Linked DNA regions of Homo sapiens: region 2 is linked to region 1. A link is a contact called in ENCODE Hi-C or POLR2A ChIA-PET data. All regions are on one chromosome and are shown on one strand. Each heading gives the region's core, a stretch centred on a gene start or an enhancer-like site at or near the end of the contact. The rest is flanking DNA. Distances are from core to core; before and after follow the strand shown. Region 1 holds the start of GRAMD1A (GRAM domain containing 1A). Region 2 holds the start of RPS19 (ribosomal protein S19).

What was found. Hi-C counts contacts between places; a loop is a spot of excess contacts on that map. ChIA-PET counts read pairs that join two places held with the same protein, here RNA polymerase II (POLR2A). Pooled maps may share reads with other maps.
Region 2: a pooled map shows a loop between it and region 1 (3-fold over the local background). The contact joins the promoter of RPS19 here to the promoter of GRAMD1A in region 1. A Hi-C loop is called at or near these places in 1 of 168 maps with a recorded cell type or tissue (transverse colon) and 1 of 50 pooled maps. POLR2A ChIA-PET finds 5 or more read pairs at or near these places in 1 of 52 experiments (CD4-positive, alpha-beta T cell).

Annotation. Positions count from the first base shown.
Region 1 is chr19:34,997,902-35,001,914 of GRCh38, reverse strand. It overlaps GRAMD1A (GRAM domain containing 1A), which reads right to left and starts at 1,592. Exons shown (of 20, transcript NM_020895.5): 1 at 1,429-1,592. The coding sequence starts at 1,436. RefSeq lists silencers at 978-1,107, 1,378-1,757 and an enhancer at 3,532-4,013.
Region 2 is chr19:41,856,760-41,862,788 of GRCh38, reverse strand. RPS19 (ribosomal protein S19) reads right to left here and starts at 2,534. Exons shown (of 6, transcript NM_001022.4): 1 at 2,500-2,534; 2 at 1,944-2,014; 3 at 1,577-1,677. The coding sequence starts at 2,014. RefSeq lists silencers at 2,213-2,332, 2,393-2,522 and an enhancer at 2,076-2,831.

The DNA.
Region 1 (4,013 bases), core at 343-2,842:
AGTTTCAAGCCAGGCGCGATGGCTTAAGCCTGTAATCCCAGCACTTTGGGAGGCCGAGGTGGGTGGATCACCTGAGGTCAGGAGTTCGAGATCAGCCTGGCCAACATGGTGAAACCCCATCTCTACTAAAAATACAAAACTTAGCCAGGCGTGGTGGCACACGCCTGTAATCCCAGCTACTCAGGAGGCTGAGGCAGGAGAATTGCTTGAACCCAGCAGGAGGAGGTTGCAGTGGGCCGAGATCGTGCCACTGCACTCTAGCCTGGGCGACAGAGCCAGACTCTATTTCAAAAGAAAAAAAAAAAAAGAAGAGCGTTTCAGAGCTAAATTACAGGCATATGCAGGCACAGAGGGTCATGGTAGAACCCAGAGCCCCAGGCACACTTGTACACACACCACTAAGTCACAATGGGACGCACACTGGTAACTTACAGCAACGCTTGGAGCTACAGATAGAATTAATGGTAAAACACACACAGCCCAAGAAGGATCAGAGCTGCTACACACGGTAACTCCAGACACATGTACAAACACTCCAACGTCACACTCAGACACACAGGGGTAATTTATATTTGCACAGGGAGCTACAGATGGAATGAGACACAACACGCACACAACCAGCTGCTCACAGCCACAGATTTGGAGCCCCAGACACACACAGGTAACTTACAGTGACACACAGAGCCGCGGTCAGAATTAGTGGTTAAGTTACACGCAGGAACTCTATCAGAGGCCCAAAGCTGCTGCAGGCTAGCAGCCCCAGACACACGTACACACACTTGCAAGACAATTCACAGTCGGAAGCACATGCGCCCACCTGGACCGGAAGGGGAGTAAGAAGTCAATTCCGAGCACACAGGACCCCCCGCCCTCCATGACCTCAAGCACGCGGTCCTGGAGAGACGCAGGAAGCCCCCACCCCCGGCAGCCCCGAGACCCGCAACAGCCAAGGACGGTGGGAGGGGGCCCAGGCAGGAGGGGGCTGCCTACTCCCGGCGCGCCCAGGGCTCCGCGGCCTGTGGGCCTGGGCTGGTCCCGATCCTGTCTCCATCCCAGGCCGGAGCCCCAGTTCGGCCTCGCGCTCACCCCTGGCTTACCAGGCAGGGGGTTGCCAGGCCTGAGGGCCCTCCCCGCCAGATGAACCCGCGGGCCCCCAGCCAAACCCCGCAACCCAGTGCGTCGCGGGCCGGCAGTGGCGACCCAGACCCCGGGCCCTGCCCTGCGTCCGCGCCCCACTCCCCAGCTGCACCCCTCGCCCGGGGGCCCCCTGCCCCGCCCCCACCCCGATCGCCCCGGCCAGAGCCATGTGCAGAGGCCCCCGACCTCTGCAGCGGCCGCTCCGCCCCCTCCCCAAGCCCGCGGCGCCCCCTCCCTCCGGTGGCCTCCCCCGCGCGCCCGGTCCCTGAGCTCTAGTCGCCCGGTCCTTACTCGAACATGGATGCGGCGCGGTGGGCGCGCCCCGGGCGCAGGGCAGGGCAGGGCAGGGCAGGGCTGGGCTGCGCGGGGCTGGGCTGCGCTGGGCGTCCCCGCAGGGCACCGGCCTGGCCTTCCGCGGCCGCCGCCCCCACCCGACCCAACCGCCCGCACAAAAGGCCGGAGCCGCCGGAGGCCGCCGCGGCGTCAGCGACACCCCCTTCCTTCCCCCGCCCCGCCGCGTCACGGCGCCGCCCCCAGCCCGGGAGGGAAGGCGGGGAGGGGCCGCAGAGGCCTAGAAGGAGGGAGAAGCCGGGGAGAGAGGGACTGGACAGAGAAGGGAAAGCAGAGGGGCAGAGAGACAGAGAAGGAAACAAAGAGACTTTATTAAAACCAAACATCGTGGAGGCAGCTGCCTGCCCGCAGGTTGGGGAGCCCCCTCCCCTAGTACCTAGAAAAGGGTCCCTAGCAACTACTATGCCCCTGGCCAGAAGCTCCTGGACCTCCCAGGGAGGAACCTGAGAGCCGGGGCGAAGGTGGGGGAGGACTGGAGATGCTGGGAAACCGAGGTGTATGTATGGGGGAGGGGGCCTGAAGCTGGCGGGAAGGGGTGGGGCCGGTTGGCCGCCTCCTCCTTCCCTCTCCCAGTCTCTGAGCCCGGGTTCCTGGTCCCAGGAGGTCCGGTGCCTCCGTTTCTAGGGACTTCCCAGTTTTGGTCAGCCAGGCCAAGTACCAAGTCAGAATCCAGCCTCCCTGGCTCTTATCTGTGCTGAGACCTTGCGCTCATCACCCCAGTGCTGGGAGTCCCACTAACTCGGTGGTAAGGGCTTTTCCCGGGGACAGCGCAGGAACGGGCAAAATCAGTCCTTTTACGGAAGGAGAAGCCCGGCCTCTAAGATGGGAAGTGACTTGTTGGGGTCACCTGGTAGGTAGGCGGCAGAGTTGGATTCGATCCTGCTCTGACGCCATAACCTGCGTCCCCCCTCCCCCGCCCCGTCTGCAAGAGGTCAGAGTCAGGTGGTGTCCTGGACTCCTGGCCCAACCACACAGAAATGCGAGTCCCACCTCACAGCTCCGGGGCTGTGGCTCCCCAGCGCTCTCCAGGGTACGCTGTCCCCGCCTCTTTTGAAAAAACTCCCTTCCCAACCCTCTCCATCAACCCTTCCCCTCCTCCTGCAAAAGAAGCCCACCTGACTTCTCCATTTTGATGAATGGCAGGCCCAGAACTTCAGAGTCTTTTCTGACCCTCTCTTTTCCTTCACACCACATCCAATCCGTCACAAACTGTGGGCTCCACGTATAAAATCAATCGCTCCATTCTAAACTCTTCTTCCTCCGCTGCCCACGCCCTGGCCCAGCCTCCATCCTCTCCTGCCTGATCTCCCTGCTCCCATCCCTGCCCCTACTGTCTGTTCTCACCTGCAGCCAGAGAGAGCCTGGGACCACCTGAGTCAGTTAACTACCCTCCTGGCTCAGAGCCCTGCCCCAGCTGTACCTCACTCCAGGTAAAAGCAAAGTCCTCACCTTGGCACCCAAGGCCCCTGTCAGCTCTCTGACTTCAGCTCCTCATCTCCCCCTGGCTCACACCCCCCATCCAGCCTACCCGCTGTTCTTCTAACTCACCAGGCACCTTCCTGCCTCCTACCCCAAGACCTTTGCACTGGTTATTCCCTCTGCATGGACAGCACCCCCCCTATCGCCGTGCCCTACCTCTCATGCTAACCCCCACCTCTAAAACCCCCATCCACCATCTGACATTTGCTGCCTCCCACCGGCCAATGGAAGAGAGGCCCTCCTCCCACCACCTTCCTCTGTCCAACTGATCTCTTTAGATTTCTCTTTGGTCTGTTTCTTCTAGTGTAATGCTTTTAGTTTTTTAATTAAATAATATTTATTTCAGGTCAGGCGCGTTGGGTCACGCCTGTAATCCCAGCACTTTGGGAGGCCAAGGAGGGTGGATCACCTATCAGGAGTTCGAGACCAGCCTGGCCAACAGAGTGAAACCCCATCTCTATCAAAAATACAAAAAAATTAGCCAGGTGTAGTGGCTTGCACCTGTAATCCCAGCTACCCAGGAAGCTGAGGCAGGAGAATTGCTTGAACCCGGGAGGTGGAAGTTGCAGTGAGCCAGGATCGCACCACTGCGCTCCAGCCTGGACAACAGAGCAAGACTCCATCTCAAAAAAAAAAAAAAAAAAAAAAAGGAAGAAAATATAACAGTCCTCTATGTCCCCTGTACCTATATAGAATAGATGTGGACATTTTGCCATTTTGCTTCAGGTCCTTTTTTTAAAAGAAATAAATGATTACACTTACAACCAAAGGCCTGGCTCCCCATCCCTCCTTTCCCTTCCCGTGCCCCCCAAGGAGCCTTCTGCCTGCCATGCAGTTGGTGTGTTTCCTTCCTGCGCTTTTTTTTTTTTTTTTTTTTGAGACAAGGTCTTGCTCTGTCGCTCAGGCTGGAGTGGTGCAGTGGCTCGATCTTGGCTCACTGCAGCCTCCACCTCCTCGGTTCAAGCGATTCTCTTGCCCCAACTTCCTGAATAGCTGGGATTACAGGCATGCGCCACCATGCCTGGCTAATTTTTGTATTTTTAGTA
Region 2 (6,029 bases), core at 1,285-3,784, 6.9 Mb before region 1:
ACATCCTGCTTGAGGTTTCCAGGCAGGGCCACTGTGGGCTGCAAGGGACCACAGCAGCTCTACCATGACCAGCAGATGCAACTAGGTTTATTATCCAAGGTCTTAATGCCATCTCTTGTTAATCCCTCCCCATGTTAAAAAAAAAAAAAAAAATGTACAAGACACATACAGTCCTACTTTGGAGGTATTTGGTATGTGCAGAACGTGTCTTCACCCCAGCAAATGAGAAAGGCTAATCCCAGATCCAAAGCTGCTCTGACCAACTGACCCTTGAGGCACTGCCAAAGCAAGATGGGGGGACAGGTGGAGGAGATATGTAACTTCCAGGGCTTGTCACTGCTGTGCGCCCAGGGAAGTCAGCTTCTCTTCATCCGCCCCATTTTCTGTCTAAAACAAACGGTGGGTAGGTGGTATGCCAGCAACCCGACCCACCTCAGCAAGTTCATCTTTCAGTCCTCAGAGGCCGCGGCTGAGTTATGCTGGTCCTCTGTGCTCACTCCATGGCCTGAAAGAGTGGGCCCCAATAGACATTTGAGGCACAAGTGTACCACAAATCTACAAAATGCTTCATATTCTGAAGGGCCAAGCAACCTGTACCAAGGCCAACTCTTTTCCGGGTCATGGAGGAGTTTTGCCGATTTCCAAACCCTGCTTCCCACCTACTTCTTATCTGGAGACAAGTTGTGGTCAGGATGGAGTCCCCACTTCACAGAGAGAGAAGGTTTAAGATTGGAGAGGCCGAGGCCCCTTAGTGAAGGTCGGTGCTAAGGCTGTCACCTTGACATAACACGGCACTGCCACCGCCCACCCTGTTACATCTTCCTGAAAGTGAAGATTTAGTGAGTACTGAAATATTAAGACACGTGAGAACTAACACTAGTCAGGGACTGTACATAAATTATTATTGGAAGATTGAAAAGAGACGGGGCTGGCACGAGGTTGCAGGGTGTCCATAAGATCAGAAGTCAAGATTTAAAGCAGGGACTGACCTGGCCAGATCTCCAACCATTTAGTTAGAAACAGCCTGTTAGAGATATGGAGAAGGCTAACTTGATGATCTGAGCAATAGTAAAGACAACTGGCTTTTTCCTGAATAACTACTGTGCAACAGACACGTTCTAAACACTCTGCTTTAAATTCATTCAATCCTTGCAATACTCTAGTACTGGTACAATAATTAGTCCCATTTTGGGGATGAGAGAGTGCACAGGCAGGTTAACCAACTTGCCAGAGGACACACAGCCAGATGTAAAAGATGGATCCAAACCCAGGGAGTCTGCCTCCGTGTATATAGAAAGGATTAAACCACCTGTAAGCAAAATATGAACATTCATCTGTCTCTGGTTTCCCCTGAGGCTCAAAGCCACAGGTCCTCCTCTCACAAAGCTCTTAGAATGTCATAAAAACTTGGAGTACCAAGTTATCGAATGTCACATCACACAAAGCAAGTGGTGACACAACCAAGGGTTTCTCTCCCTCTTGGGGCGGGAAAGAGCTCAGAGGAGACAGGGAAGTATGGTTTGTGCCAGGGGTCACCCAGCTCCCCACTCTCCAGCCAAAGACCTAAGTTCCTCACCAGCTCGCGTGTAGAACCAGTTCTCATCGTAGGGAGCAAGCTCTTTGTGCTTGGCCAGCTTGACGGTATCCACCCATTCGGGGACTTTCAGCTTCCCGGACCTAAGACCAAAACAGTGGGAAAAGCACGATTCAGTCATCTCCACAAACTACCCCATATCCCAAATGCCCTCCCCTCAACACAACTATGCTGTGCCCAGAGTACAAAGAGAGGCTGGAACCGGAACACAAGCCAGGCCTCACGCTGAAAGGAGCCACGGAGGCCCCAAACAAGCCTCGCCTGCCAGGGACCGGCAAACACTGGGGCTCAGATGGGCAGGCCAAGGCGACAGCCTCCACCCGTTTTGAACCTCAGTCCCCAAACTCACTTTTTGAGGAAGGCTGCCAGAGCTCTGACGAACTCCTGCTGGTTCACGTCTTTTACAGTAACTCCAGGCATCTGAGGGAGAAAGTCAAGCATGTGAACACAGGCCTGGCAGAGACGACTGCCAAGAGCACGGACCCCACCCCAATCCTTTCGCTCCAGCGCATCCTAAACCGTGGTACCCCCCGTTACTTCCCACGGCCCCTTCAACGCCGGGCTCCGGCTCCTGCGGGTCTGAAGGAGCTCACCGACGCCCACGGCCTCTCTGGATCGCACTAACAGAGCCCGGCCCCTGCGTGTGAGGATCCTGCGCGACCCCACTCCCCAGCCCCGGGACTCCGGACGCCCCACGCACCCCGCCGCTGCCCCCCGGGGCCCACGCTCGGTTCCCGGACGGCGCTGACCGGGCATGTCCGGGCCTGCCGCTCGCACGTGGCCGCGGCTCTAGGGGGCGGGACGGGCCCGCGCCGGGCGCCTCGGGGCCCTCAGGCACGCGCTCTGAGGCTTCGGCGTCCGGCCCTGCCGCCTCGCGCCCGGTCCAGCTCGGAGCCCCCGCTTACCGTGCGGCCTCCGCGCTGCCAGCCAGGGGAAAGGGAACGACGGGGTTTCCCGGGCGCACAAGTCGGGCGTAGGGTCTCGCGAGAGTTCCGAAAGCTCGCGAGAGCGAGGGTAGACGCTGAGGCTCCGCCTCTCTCAGGGCGAAAGTTCGTCCCCGCCTAGAGGGGAGGGTGTCTAGTGAGGGGTGGAGAGGTAAAGGGGAGGGCCAAGGGGTCGCGCGTGGAGGCCTGGGTTTCCTCCCGCGTTTCCTTCTCCCGGAGTGTAATAGAGAGAGGATAGAGAGCTCCTGTTCGGAGCTGGGGGAACTTGGCTTCGTTTGCGTCGTTCGTGGCTGGAAGGAACAGTGGTGGAGAATACTATGATGGCGAAAGTACGGGGCAGGATGGGTGGGCCACAGCTGGCGCCCCACGGCGGAACAACCCCTTTTCCGGGTGGAAGTGGCTGTTCCCTGGCCGGAAGTGGGAGTAGTAAGGGCGGAACTGTGACAGGGAACCTAGGGGAAGGGCGAGGAAGAAATGTGGCTATCATCTTCCGTCCTTCACCGCCAGGAGTCGCGAGAGCGGGAGACGGAAGCCCCACCCTTCTCAGGGCGGAAGTTGCTTCAGCACGGCCGGGGCGAGCGAAAAGGGAATGAGGCGCTGGAGGAGGGGAGAAGATAAGGGCGGGACAAAGCGGCAGAGGCGGGACCTTAGCAGAAGTTAGTTCAGCTCTGCCTTCTAGTGTCGGAGTCTGTTCGCTCAGCCCTTACTTTGCCAATTTAGATTTACCTGCCCCGCTGACCTGTGTAGCTTTAGGCAGTCCATTTGCCTTCTCAGGGCTTGTCTCACCATTAAAAAAAAAAAAAAAAAATGAGATCCCCGTTTGTCCATTTAAAGTGGCTCCTCTGGTTCATGGCGCGTCACATGCTCTAAAAAATATTTTTTGAGTGCCTGCTCTGTGCCAGGCACAGGTAAATATTATTTGGACATTTATCATGTGGCTGTTACTGTAGTGTTACATGCATGATCTCATTTAATCCTTACAAGGCCCAACAACTAAATAACGTGGTCCAATAAAATTATGTTAACTTGTTGCAAAAAGGAAACACTGAAATGTGTGTAGCTATTTTCTTATGTTGGAAAGACTGAGAATTTAAAACATAAGAGCAAATATTAGAATTTTACCCCACACTGATACTGTGGCTGCAAAATGTGTTAATTATTAATAAGCCAAGACTCGTATCTGTTAGAAAAATTAAAACCAACCATGCTTCTAGCATAAGATCATATATTTAAATCAAGGTTTTACATTCATGTAGAATGTTGTTGAAACCTATCTCATACTGTTTCTAAAACTTGAGAAAATATTTTCATTATCTCAATTGTTTTTCCAGAACCAACACATACATATTTCCATATGTATTCAAAGTGGGTAATATATGCATGTCTAACTGGAAATCTCCAGGTACTTGGGTAATTTATATTCACTTTTTATAATTTAAGTAATTATTATTTAATTTTTTTTGAGTTGGAGTCTCGCTTTGTCGCCCAGGCGGGAGTGCAATGATGTGATCTTGGTTCACTGCAACCTCCACCTCCCGGGTTCAAGCGATTCTCCGGCCTCAGGCTCCCAGGTAGCTGGGATTACAGGTGCCTGCCACCACACCTGGCTAATTTTTGTATTTTTATAGAGACGGGTTTTCACCACGTTGGCCAGGCTGGTCTCGAACTCCTGACCTCAGGTGATCCACCTGCGTTGGCCTCCCAAAATGCTGGGATTACAGGTGTGAGCCACCGTGCCTGGCCCCCACTTTTAATAATTTCTAATACCAGTTCTGAATCATTTACACTTAATTCATTTAAGTCATTTCATTGAATTTAATTTTTTTTTTTAAAGCTCTCCAGAGGAACTCTGGAGTGCCTGACCAAAGGAAGAGACAGGGTGAATATAGGATTTTGGGAAGAGTGAAGCTTAGGTAAAATTTATATAAAGCAGAGTTTTGATGGACATAAGGCAAAGCAGGCATGTATTTATGCAACGGAGCTAACATCATGCCTGGGCGAGGAGCAGACCCAGGATTCTGCTTCCTTGGACATTAGAAAGTTTAGATAAATGTACAATGTTGTCTCTAAAAACCGCTTCTCTGAGATCATGACTGCTTCTCTGTGTCAAAGTGACTTAGACTTTCCAGGTAAGAATGAGATGTCCCATTTTCACTATTGTTATGATTTTAAAGATTTTTAAAAATTCTGGCAGTCTGTGATTTTAGAGAACACAGTTTCTCAGCACTGTGTCCCTGGTGTTAATTTTTGTACATGTTAGTTTTTACAGGTTCATAATTGACAACTCTGTGAGGTGGTTATAGACCAGTCAACTGAGCCTTAGAGTCAAGTCATTTGTCCAGGGTCACATAAGGTTAAAGCCTGAGCCCGGATTTGAAGCCACAACTGAAGATACTCAAGCTTTTGCAATAAACTTTTTTTTTTTTTGAGACGGAGTCTCGCTCTGTCGCCCAGGCTGGAGTGCAGTGGTGTGATCTCTGCTCATGCAAGCTCCACCTCCCGGGTTCACACCATTCTCCTACCTCAGCCTGTCGAGTAGCTGGTACTACAGTTTCCCGCCACCACGCCTGGGTAATTTTTTGTATTTTTAGTAGAGACGGGGTTTCATCGTGTTAGCCAGGATGGTCTTGATCTCCTGACCTTGTGATCCACCCGCCTTGGTCTCCCAGAGTGCTGGGATTACAGGCTCATGCCTGTAAATTTAGTGTATAAGTACAGAATTCCCATAGTCCCCATGCTGACACACAGGGATGGCCTCCCTTTCTATCAACATTCCACACCAGAGTGGTACCTTTGCTACAATCAAGGAACACAATATTATCACCCAAAGTCCGCAGTTTACATCAGTGTTCACTCTTGTTGTATGTTCTGCAAGTTTTGGCAAATGTGTAATGACACGTATCCACCATTACAGTTTCATAGAGAATAGCTTCATTGCCCTAAACAACACCCATTTATCCCTCCATCCCTCCAAGCCGACAACCAATTATCATTTTATCATTTTATTGTCATCACAATTTTGCCTTTTTCCAGAATGTCATATAGTTGGAATCATACATTTGGATTGGCTTCTTTCAGTTAGTAAGGCATTTAAGGTTCCCCCGTATCTTTCTTTTGGCGGGGTGGAGGGGAGGGGGAGGCAGACAGGGTCCTGCTCTGGAGTGCAGTGGCACTGGAGTGCTGGGATTACAGGCGTGAGCCACCGCACCCGGCCTCAATAAACTCTTTAAACACAGTTTTAAAAATGGGTTGAGGCTGTAGTACCTACAAACAGTGGGATATTATTCAGCCCTAAAAAGAAATGAGCTGGCCGGGAGCGGTGGCTCATGCCTGTAATCCCAGCACTTTGGGAGGCTGAGATGGGCAGATTGCCTGAGTTTAGAAGTTCTTGACCAGCCTGGGCAACACGGTGAAACCCCCTCTCTACTAAAATACAAAAAATTAGGCCGGGCGCGGTGGCTCACGCCTGTAATCCCAGCACTTTGGGAGGC